Regions from separate parts of the Homo sapiens genome. Here region 2 is linked to region 1. The links are chromatin loops, found by intact Hi-C in ENCODE. Cell type or tissue: OCI-LY7. All regions are shown on one strand. Each heading gives the region's core, and the rest is flanking DNA. Links, peaks and the distances in the headings are about the cores only.

What was found. A loop is a pair of places that touch in the nucleus more often than their neighbours do. Peaks named below come from ENCODE experiments on the same cell type or tissue, not always from the same donor. Only the 100,000 strongest peaks of a DNase experiment are listed, where the experiment ranks them.
Region 2: it touches region 1 in a loop (3.0-fold over the local background); 2 of 110 quality-filtered maps call a loop at or near these places.

The regions. Positions count from the first base shown.
Region 1 is chr9:99,117,834-99,123,955 of GRCh38, forward strand. All of the region lies in intron 1 of TGFBR1 (transforming growth factor beta receptor 1), which reads left to right. Among named protein-coding and RNA genes, the nearest start is that of TGFBR1, 16 kb to the left of the region's middle. In OCI-LY7, for the core only: no CTCF peak of the experiment used is centred there; DNase peaks (open chromatin) are centred at 1,418, 2,078, 2,618 and 3,478; H3K4me3 peaks cover 4,567 bases; H3K27ac peaks cover 4,687 bases.
Region 2 is chr9:99,232,516-99,238,637 of GRCh38, forward strand. It overlaps LOC124902230 (a long non-coding RNA gene), which reads left to right and starts at 5,451. Exons shown (of 2, transcript XR_007061690.1): 1 at 5,451-5,594. In OCI-LY7, for the core only: no CTCF peak of the experiment used is centred there; DNase peaks (open chromatin) are centred at 3,566 and 3,936; H3K4me3 peaks cover 3,411 bases; H3K27ac peaks cover 4,237 bases.

The sequences.
Region 1 (6,122 bases), core at 352-5,351:
TCAACTTGTCAGTTCCCACTGAATAAAAAAACCCTGTGGGGATTCTGATTTGATTTTATTGAATCTACAGATCACTTTATGGAATATTGACCTCTTTACAGTATTGAATCTTCCAGTTAGGAACTTGTCACTTTTCTCCATTTATAAATACATTTTAAAATTTTATTTTATCTCCTTTGTAATTTCTATCAATAAGTAATATTTTTTAAGCTTTCTCTGCAGAGGTCTTTACCTGTCTTTTGTTAGGTTTATTCCTAGTTTTTAGATTTTTAAAAAACGTTTTCTATTTATTACTGGTTTAAGAATGATTTTTTAATTTAATTTTTTTTGGTATAGTGAGTAACCTTATATTAGTGACCTTGCTAGATTGACTAATTGATTCTAATAGTTGATCTGTAGGTCACTTTTGGATTTTCCATGTACATAGTTGTCCTCTGCAAGTAATGATAGTTCTGTGTCTTTCCAGTCTATCTTCCTTTTGTTTATTTCTGACTTACTACACTCAGACTTCTAATACAATGTTGAGAAGTAGTGATGGATATCTCTTTCTTATTTGTGATTTCAAGGGAAAATGACAGTCATGCAACATTAAATGTAATGCCTACTTTTATGCCTTTTATTTAATCTGATTATTTCAGAATTTTTTTTAAATTCTGCAATTTACTGAAATTTTTAAATATCATGAATAGCTGTTGAATTTTATCAGTTTACTAAGATTTTTAAAAATCATGAATAGCTGTTGAATTTTATCAGTTTTTTTGTTTTTGTTTACATCACCTAAACTGCCAAACTCCCTTACTGTTTTCTTTCTTTTTTTTTTTTTTTTTTTTGAGACAGGATCTCACTCTGTTGCCCAGGATGGAGTGCTGTGGCCTGATCATGGCTCACTGCAGCCTCAAACTCCTGGGGCTCAAGTGATCCTTGTGCCCCAGCCTCCCAAATAGCTGGGACTACAGGTGCGTGCCACCACACCTGGCTCAAACTTTTATTTTGGCATCTTTTGTACAATGTTTTTGTATATCCTCTACCTAAAATGACTTTCCTTTCTTCACTAGCTTTCCTTAAGTCTTAGTTTAGGTGTCATATTTCAGAGAAATCTCCCTTTTCTGTCCTCTGATCTGTGCACTTTGCATCATCATTTATCAGTGGTGTGTTCTCTGCATTGTGAATCTGAGGGCAGGAATCTCAATCCTAATTATCTCTATCCTCCTAAAGGTTTTTTCTTTCTTCCTACACAGGTTACATTCACTGTTGTGTTCTGAGAAAAGGTGTTCAGGCCTTGCTTTCTGCTTCTAAAATTACTAACTGCCCAGGACCATCAGTTCATTTCTTCAACTGTGGCTCCAACAGATCTTTCGCTGTTTGCTGGCCCAGGTATTGCTCTCCTCTGCCCCGAGTCAATGGCAGCTGGGAGTGGTTACCACTTCCTTCTCTTACCACAGTTCCTTCTCTACCACAGTTCTGTTTTGTATGTCATTCCCCTAGCCCAGGATGATCAGCCACTTTCATTTACGTTCATTATTACACCTTATTATCTGTGCAACCAAGCCAGTCTCTCCTACAGCCACTCGTGCTTTCCAAAGGGAAAGGTTGAAATTTTCGGTTTTGTCCTACGTGAGGGGTTGTGGGGAGTAGGGGTGGAAATCACTGTAGATTATCAAGTAATCCTTTTTTTCTTTGTGTACTTTTGGAATAAATCTAGATTATGTTGATGTAACTGTTAGGACATTTCTGTTTCTTCATCTCTAAAGGAGCTGGGATCTGATATTTCTGTTCATATTCCTTCCAGCATGAACATTTTATGGCTAATTAGATATTAACTTATTTATTAGGGATATTACATATACACACTGGGTGTGTCCCTACACTGTTAATTTGGGTTGGAACTGAAAATATACTTTCTGTGTGTGCCTACTGCTACTGTAGTGAAGTTCTTGAGCCAGGTCTGTTCAGTCATATTGTTGAAAAACTGTATGAATATTTATGAAGGAGAAAGAGCTGATAGGTACCATGAACATTCACTGTTGTATATGCATATGGTTTATATTGTGTTCTGTGTCAGTATTGCCTACCAGAGCTGTCTCAACATTAGCTCTGATTCTCTGTCTAGCATCTAGACCAGAGACTGGCACGTAATAGGAGCTCCAAAGAAATACTTGTTGAAAAAGTGCATAAACTAATTTTTGAACATTTTATTATGTGCTGGGCACTGTGCTAAGTATTCTATGTATGTTATTTCATTAACCCTCAAACCTTCTGAGATTGGTACTGTTTGTTAGTATGTTATAAATTTAGGAAGTAAGTTGAAGAAATTTAGGTTCAAATAAGTTAAGTGACTTCCTCAGGATTACTCAGTGCCTGACTGGCAAAGATAGGATTTTAACTTAAGTTTTTCTGTCTCTGAGTTCCATCAACTTAACTACCATATCCTTATAATACCTACCCACTAGTCAAATTAAAATCTAATAAGAAACTGTGTAAAAGCATACTTAGATTGAGAGGAAATAAGAAATTTGGTTATTGTTTTAGCACTCACCTTTAGACATAGAAGTTTCTCCATTTCTTTTCAGGGCCTGGGGTAAGGCAAAGTGTGCACATCTGCTCTGTATATTAAAATATCCCCTCAACTCATTGAAGTGGAACAAAAACAAGGTCACTTGACAGGACTGTAATTGTAATCACACTATACAGCTTTACTTCCTGCCCTTTAGTAGTAGGACCATTCCCTTGTCCTTAAACATGCTTCTAAAATACCAGTTTTAATGGCTATATAGTCTTTCATTTATGATTGTATAAGGATTCATTCTGTCATTGTATTGTCATTCACATAGGTTGTTTTCAATCATAAAATACTGTAATGAACATCTGCAAGTTTAGATTTTTGCTCTCACCTATTGTTTCCTCAGACAACTGTAAGTAGTAGAATTGATGGATTAAAAGATACTTTTTAAAGGCTCTGACTCTTCTAAAATGTGTTGTTAAACTCCTCAGATCTGCTAACCAGATCTTTATGCTGTACTTGTGTGATTTATTTCGAATCTAAGTGAAAGCCTTTGTATTAGTTACCCTGTTAAATCCCATCTTGCCATTTGGGCAGCCTATTCTTAGTGTGTTTTCTCTGATATCAGTTAACATTATATTGGCTAATTCCATAGAAACTAGGAGACTGGAAAATGAAGATAATGTGGAAAAACAAGAGCTTGTGAATTTGGGAGTGCCCTGTTCTTTTAAGATGTGATGTGGGTTAAATGATAAACAATGCATCTTAAATTCTTTAAAAGTGGCAGAAGTAAATGGAATTTATCTGGAAAAAAATCAGGCGTTTATTCTGATGCCCTAAATTCAGGGGTGAAATATTATCTGGACTAGAGGAAAATTTTATGTACATTATATGGTGTTCTCTATTTTGACAAGCTTACTTTGATATTACTGCTGCAAGGTAGCCCCAGGAGGGTTGAATTGAGAAGAACTGAGTATTTTGAGGAACAAAACCTAGGATAGTAGGCTGGAGGGAATTGGAGGTCAGGGTTTTAGCCATGTATACAGAGATAAGCAACATATTTAATAAAAAGAAAAGGAGAATCTATATAGTATGCTTTACTCCAAAGCTGGATGAGGGAGAAAAGAGGACACGTCTCCTTGAGAAGGGGGCATGTGTTGAGAATGGAGAAAAGGGGTAAGGCAGATTACTCAGAAGAACTGGGGTAGAAGAATAGGTTGGATGATAAAAGGGGCTGACATTAGTCCCTGAAAGTTTTTTTTAAATAACTTCCAACTTTTGCCTTCACCTTTGCCAGCAGTGATGTGATCTGCTTTCAGCTGTAGTGAAGCAAACTGCATAAAGGACATTGTGCATGTTAGGTCTTTTACTTGCCTGTTGGTACATGTTTGTAATATTTGGAAATACTCTCACTGCGAAGAAAAGTATAGTTGTGCTGTAGTGGGTAGGGTGAGGAAAATAAGGGTCATCACCAGCAAAGTCAGAGTGATGAAAAAACTGGATTACAACACTCTGCTTGACTTTGCATAGATAAGTAAGCCAAGCAGAGTGTTTCCTGGATGTAGTTAAAATACAAGCTTGGAGCACAGGTAAAAGGCCAAGAGGCTTGGAGATGTACATCTGAGATGTACCAAAGGGCCAAGTGCAAAGTAAGTTTGGGAAGTTTAGTGTCATATAAAAACTAATAAAGAAAGGGTGGTACTCTGTCTCATATCCTGAAACGTTTTGAAAAGAATATTGAATTTGACCAGAAGGGCATTGCTAGTGAATTTCAAAGAGAGATTTCAGTTGAGCTCTGAACTGGAGGAAGATGGGTGATAGAAGGCTGGAGAGGGCCAGTAACAAGGGTTGAAAAAGGAAAGAGTATTCAAGCGTATGCATAAAAAGACTACGGGTAGGTTGTGTAGATGATGACACACTAAGCCTGGGAAGACAAGGTTTCGGTGCTAATTTTTATTTCTTTAACAAGGGTGATAGAAATATCTGTTCCATATATTAATACTATACACAACTGTTTACCTCTCAGCTTTTCTAGCAAGACATATGGGCTTGTGAATTAACCCTGGGTAGCCCTGGCATTAGATAGAATTAATAGTGCTTCCATATGTGACCTCGAGACGTACTGAAATGAGGCAACCAAGGAAATCCTTTATATTGGGACCAAGAGCCAAGATCTCAACTTGGGATATGTTACCCCGAGAGTTGTTACCCCGATACTATAATACCATGAATAATAACCCCAAGGGTCCTGTTGTCTCTTTTTCCTCATGTCACTTCCTTTGGTACTAACTGTCACCATGCTAACATCTGCAAACTTTGAAAATTCTGATTTATTCTGCAATATTTGGAAATTTCACTGCTAGTAATTGTATTTCCTGGCATGGTTCTGATATAATTTTCTGTGTACACAGTAGCTTTTCCTTTTAGTGCTGAATCACACTGAAATCCTTGTTTAACCTAAGTTATAGTTGCAAGGGAGCTATCAAGACAAATAATTACAGTGATGGTGAAGTGAATACAAGTCAAACATCCCAATCTGAAATTCAAAACCTTTTGAGCACACCAACATGATGCCACAAGTGGAAAATTCTGCACATAAGTACTTAACATGACCTTTGTTTCATGCTCAAAATTATTTCAAATATTATATTAAATTACCTTCAGACTATATATATAAAGCATATATGAAACATGAATGAATTTTATACTTAGACTTGGGTCCCATTCCCAAGATGTCTCATTATGTATATGCAAATATTCCAAAATCTGAAAAAAATCCCAAATCCAAAACACTTCTGGTCCTGAGCATTTTGCATGAGGGATACTCAACTTGTAATCTTTTCTATGTATAGCCAAGTTTGCACATACATAGGTTACAACAACCCATCATGTCTTAACCTTTCAGTCTGGAGGCTGGAGTTTTCTTTTTACTTTGATTGTAAATTGTATTCAGATTTTAGAAATGTAAAGCTTAGAGAAATGTGCATCTCAAGATTAAGAAAGCTATGCCCACTGTTAAAGACTGGGGCATGGAAACAAAGTTGGACAGTGTAGTAGAAAGGTCCTAAACAGGGGATTTGGTTCTTATTTTTGCTATCAAGCAGAAGAGTCAAAACTGTAGGAGTCTAAACCAAATCAGGTCCACCTGGGAGTCTTTAAAGTTCAGGGTTACTTAGCATGGGGATAGTGGTATAGCAAATAGTTGCGTAGGTTTCACTCGTGGGCTGGTGATAATATAGTGAGGATTCACATCCGCCTGTAATCTGGGTAGAATATTTGTATAAATCATTTTGGTTTTTTGGTTTTCTTTTTAAAATTTTTAAAATTGTTTTGCTTTTCTTAAGTTTTGGTTTCTACATTAATAAAATGACAGAACTGAATTGCCTAGATGATATTCAAAGTTTCATGTGGTTCTGTTAGTCTGGGATTCTACAGTGGAATTTTGTCACTACTTTTGGGAAGAAGTTTACCTTTGGTGGCCTACGAATAAAAACCACATTGGCACAATGCCATTTATCATATGGGATAATTCTGTGTGTTTATATAATCATTTATGTTCGTTTCCAAATGTGTTAATAAAGTACAGTATCTCATTTGATTAGCTCAGATGATGAAATAGGTC
Region 2 (6,122 bases), core at 584-5,583, 110 kb after region 1:
CCTTTCTCTTTAAGGTATTCTCTTTAATAGGTATTCCTAGATTGTTGTTTCCTGAGCCCTAGGGAATAGGGATCTATAGTAAGTCTGAAAGCCTAATTAAATCTTTACCTTGGCCCAACAAATCCTCAGTCTCCCTTGAGCATGGACTATAATTCTAACCATTTCTGATGGATGCATAAGCTAGCACATGCTGAGTAGAAGCTCTAAGTAATTAAAACTGGAAAAATGAGTTACATTATAACTGCAGTTTGGGTCAAGCCTGTTAAGCCATTGGGGAAAAAATATGTTAAGAGAAAAGGCCCAGTGAGTCCATGAAACTAGTAGGGATTAGAAAGAGTAGGGTCTGTGGGCCCTAATATTACCCTAGACATGTTCCAGTGAGACAGTGGATGAGGATAGCATCTGTGCCTGGGAGAAGCTAAATATGTTGTAGCTTCTGTTTTCACACCTGTCCTTATCAGTCTTTTTTTCCAGGTGCCAGTGTCCCCACAGAAAGAATTGAAAAGGATGTTTTGAAATCATGCAAATGTTGGCATCAAGTTAAAATAGATGAAAATGCCTACAAAGCTGGATTCATTCAACAGAAAATACTGTCAAGCATGTGGAGCTCCTATGTGCAGGGAGCCATGCTCTTGATTCCCATAAAGCTGCCCCTTGGTAGCTCCAGAGCCATTGTCCCTCTCTTCAAATGCCGGAGGAGGGCCAGGACCAAGTTTGTTTGATTCTTTGGGTGCACCTTCTAAACTTAGCGTATCTACTTTACTCCATCTTCTGTGATCGGAAGTGTTCCTGACGTGGGTTCAACTGCTGGCCCTAAAACATAAGCAATTGTGTGATCTTGGGCAACTCACTTCTCTGGATCTCACTTTTCTTATGCATAAATGAGTATAGGTGTGATAATTCCCAACAGATAAGAGATTTGACGAGAAAGCTGTAAGAATGCTGCGTTAACTAGCTAATGTAGGGGAAGCTAAAGATCACCTCTACCATCTTAGTTCTTCAGTGGGATCTTCAGCTGGGTCTGGAATCAAATTGATACAAGACAAATTAACAGGAGGAAAGCATGCACATTGTATTAATTTTTACATTGTACATGGGGACCCTCACAAGAGAATAAAGACCCTAGGAAATAGCCAAGGGAGAAAACTTACAGGTTTTAGACAAAGAACAATAAATTTGTGAAGAAATGACAGGGCAAAGGGATCTGAGATGGGGGCAGTAAATTCTAGGGAAGTCACCAGGAGATATATGGGGTGGAGGGTTGTAGAGATAGTGGAATATAAGGGTTTCTTCAATAAGTTTATTTGTACAGGTTCATTGCAGCAGCAATGCTCAGGGCCTGATATTTTCTCACCTTGGTATGGGGAAGGCATCCTCCTCAAAGGATATTTTATGGTTTGCTACATGTAGGAAAGTACAGGTCAGATAACCCTTTCCACAACTACAGTTATTTAAGTGCTTACAGTTCCTTAAATAATCAATATATCAAATCGGCATATTTTGGGGTAGATCATCCTTAACTCCTTGACTAACAGTTAACAAGTGCGCATTTGCAACAATTTTAGAGATACGGTTTTTTTATTTAATAAGCAATCTAATGAGGAGTTTGCTCTTTGCCCCATTTTACACAGGAGGAAACTGAAGCTTAAGCCACTCAGCTGATAAGTGGAAGAGCTGGGATTTCACTGCAGATCTTTGACTGACCTACTAGAGTTACGTAGATGGGAATCTTAAGTATTTGGGGTGAGGGAAGGATATCCCAACAATAGAGCTTGAAAGGTAGTGCCTTTAAAAATAACAGTCCCAAGAATATGCCCCACTATTGTTTGATGTAATTCAAGCCTTAAATAGCTTTAGTTTGAGGTTTTAGATTCTGCAGAAGGAATTGGTTTTTGTATTTCAGTCCTTCTGAGCTTTGTTCATTCTATGGAGCTCTTGCAGTTATAGAGAAAGCATAGTGTTTAGGCATCAGCAGACATTTACTGGGCACTGTGTGCCATGCCCTTTTATTGGGGTTTTAGAAATGACCTGGCAAGGTCATTAGCTTAAATGGACTGGGCATTTGTATACTAGGATCCTATTCCTATCTGGGGCTACAAATTAGAAATGGCTATGTGATTATGGAAAAACCAGTAGGAAGCCCTCTCAAACCCCCTTGCCATTGGTGAAATCAAATAGTCAGGACCACAGTTTAAGAACTAGTATGCTCATGGTGTATGGGCTGTGGTGCCAGGGATTGCAAAACTGGCACTGTCCCCAGGAAATCCATACTGTGTGATCGCTTGTCCAACAGAGGAAAAGCAGAGAATCCTGAGATGCCCTAGCTGGAAGGGCTGCGAGTTCACTGGGTTTTCTCCATTGTATGACAGAGGAGACAGGCCCAGAGAGGGGAAGGGACTTGCCTGAGATTGTGCAGCAGGTTTGCAGCAGAACAGAGGCCAGAACCAGTCTTTTCTGTTTCCAGATCAGGGCTTCTTCCCAGTACTGCACTATGAACCCAATTTTGAGCCTGTGCATAAGCCTGTTGACGTCTCTAGAGGGTAGGCTCTGGAAGTAGGTAAACTAAGTGGTAGGCTTTGAATAGTGGGCATTGTTAATCAAAGGGGAAGGAGTGAAGACAGCAAGACTAGCTAGTAAAAATAAAATCAATTATGTTAGCAACTTTAGGAGAAAGTCAAGTTCATGAGACTTTATAGAGACAAAATAGGGAGAAGCAGCTAGCAGAACTGCAGTGTTTTGCATTTTTGTGACCACAAATGTTAGGTGAGCCTGGAACACAGTGAAATTGACCAAGTAGGGTTAAGGTTTGAGAAGGGCTAAACTGTTGAAATGCTATTCCTGGTCACTCTGACAACTGGGTCTCTTTCCCATGCTGAAGGCATTAAAATAAGATAAAACATGCAAATGCACCAAATTGGAATCAAAGGTATAGTCATACAAAGTCTGGATTGCTCCATTTTAAGGAAAGGTCTAGAAGTTTATGCCTCAGAAAGCAAATGAAGACATGAGGGGAAGAATTTGAATTACATATATAAAGATTAAATTAGTCCTGCAAACATGCATACTCATTTTTCTTCCCATTGACTCTGGTCACACGCATCGTAGATAATGAATCACGTAGTTGCGTGCTCTATTGTCTTTCCTGTTCTACTCAATAATACAGTTGCCAGTAAGAAAACATGCTCATTCTTCTAGGGATCTATCTAAATTGGTCTGGGTTGTAGAATATAGAGCAACTTGCTGCTTAGATGAGTGGTTCCCAAACTTTAACATGCATCAGGGGCACCTGGAAGGAATCTGCAGCTGCTACATAGCAGATTTTGAGATCACTCAACTGGGAGTCTCCACTCCCTAAAGCAGGAGCCCAAAGCAGAAATCACAATGTGGGGCCAGGGTCACTGGGCATATACTTTATTCTAGGCCCATCACCCAAACAGGTGTGTTAAATTTGTCCCCCTTTCTCTTCTTTGAAGTTGTAACCAGGGTACTATTTGTTTTGCGTTGTCTGCACTGTGTCTGGGGAAGTACGCCTTTTCGTGTGTGTGCTAGCACCTGCTGGGATGCACAGTCACAGCTGTAGAGCTGGAAGGCCCTGAGAAACCACAGAGCCCTTCATTCTGTTCTTTTTTGCATAGCAGTGCCTCTTTTTATAGAGGATGTATTAGGCTGTTCTCGCACTGCTATAAAGAAATACCTGAGACTGTGTGATATGGTTTGGGTCTGTGTCCCTGCCCAAATCTCATGTCAAATTGTAACCCCCAGTGTTGGAAGTGGGGCCTGGTGGGAGGTGATTAGATCCTGGGGGCAGATTTCCCCTTTGGTGTTCTTGTGGTAGTAAATTATTGTGAGATCTGGTTGTTTAAAAGTGTATGGCACCTCCCTGCCTCTCTCTTCCTTCTGCTCGGGCCATGTAAGAAGTACCTGCTTCCCCTTTGCCTTCTGCCATGATTCTAAGTTTCCTGAGGCCTCTCCGGCCATGCTTCCTGTACAGCCGTGGAACTGTGAGTGAATTAAACTGTTTTTTTGTTTGTTTGTTTTTTTTTTTTTTTTTTTACAAATTAGCCAGTCTCAGGTATTTCTTTATAGCATTGTGAGAAACCACCCCCATACTCTAATCACCTCTCACCAGGTTCCACCTCCAACATTGGGGATTGCATTTCAGTATGAGATTTGGGCAGGGATACTATATAGATATCCAAGCTATATCAGAAGACATGCTGCCTGAGCTCAAGCAATCCTCCTGCCTCAGCCTCCTGAGTAGGTGGGGCTACAGGCATGAACACCATGCCTGGCTAACTTTTTTTTGTTTTTTGTAGAGGTAGGATCTCAAATTCCTGGCCTCAAGTGATCCCCCTGCCTTGGCCTCCCAAAGTTCTGGGATTAGAGGTGTGAACCACCATGCCTGGCTTAAAGCAATTTTCTGATGACTGATTATGCTTTCCAGATATCTTACTCTTGAGAAAGGTGGTACCCCACATTTGAAACACAAGCATTTTGGCTCACTAGAAGGATATATCCTCCATTGTAAATAAAAAGTCGGCCTCTTTATGCATGAGGCAAGCGTTGTTTCTGTTTAGATTGGTCTGGATCTAGTCATCTTTAGTTGTTCATCTCCAGGTGAACTGAGAAAAATCCAGTGTTCTGATTTGAGAAGCCAAGAAGACCTTGGCTGATGGTAAATTTTTAGCAGGGAATCTGGTAGTGACCAGTTTGCTTAGCAGAGCTGATGGCATTCACATCACCATGTATAGAACTTGGACCAGTGAAGGCACAGCCAGCTGGGATTTGCTGTTACACATAGCAGCTTAGGGAGCCAGATTCTAGTGATCACTTATGTGTATTCTTTCATTCCTGAAATGAACTCCACTTGGTCATTGTGCTGAAAAGAGTTATCATAGCCAGCCAGACCCTGCTATTTCTAGAATGTTCTGTTTGCAAGGTTGGACCTTGGCTGGTGTCTGAAAACTTGGCATTTGAATCATTCCCTAACTGATAAGGCTGATTGGGCTGATTGACAATGTGGTTTATCCAGTACACCAGCTTTCCTTCTGAGGAAGGTAATTCCTCTGAGAGTCTGGAATTTTGGTAGTTGCCAGGCAGAAGAGGCCCATGTGGCCAGCCACCAACAAAAAAACCTTGGGTGCTGAGTCTCTAACAGGCTTCCTGGCAGAAACATTATTGCATTGATTGTTGCTAGAGAAAGGAACTTGCTTGCAGTGTTCCTTACAGAAGGGAGAGAATATAGGAAGACTGTGCATGGATTTCTCCATTCCACCCATGTCTTTTTCCTCTGGTGATTCTGTTGTGTCCTGATATGGTTTGGCTGTGTCCCCACCCAAATTTTATCTTGAATTGTAACTCCCACAATTCCTGTGTGTCATGGGAGGAACCCAGTGGGAGGTGATTGAATTATGGGGGCAGGTCTTTCCTGCACTGTTCTCATGATAGTGAATGAGTCTCATGAAATCTGATGGTTTTAAAAACAGGAGTTTCCCTGAACAAGCTCTCTTTGCCTGCTGCCATCCATGTAAGACGTGACTTATTCCTCCTTGCCTTCCGCCATGATTGTGAGGCCTCCCCAGCCATTCAGAACTGTAAGTTCATTAAACTTCTTTTTCTTCCCAGTCTCAGGTGTGTCGTTATCAGCAGCATGAAAACAGACTAATACATGTCATTTCCCTGTAATGATCCTTAACTGTGAGGACGATTATATATTGAAACCTGAGTCATTCTAGAAAATCATTGAATATGTGGTGGTCGTGGGGACCTCCAAAAAAGTCGTGATGTATTATTTTTAATGTGCTACTGGATTGTGTTTGCTAATATTTTATTTTCTTTATCAATATTCTTAACTTCAATTCCCCTTTATCAAACTTTTACTGAAAGCTTTTCCAACATTCACATTGTTCTAGATATCTTGACATATAGCAACTTCTGTACTCTTTTGAGGAATTCATGACAACCTCTTTTACAGGTGAGAATACTGTTGCCCACAGAGGTGGAGTGACTCACACAAAGTTCTATAGCTACTGACTGTATAGCAGAGAGGGGAGCCAGGGCTGTCTGCCTCCCAGTTAGGGTGACCATTCTGGTTTGCCCTGGATTGAGGGGTTTTCTCCAGG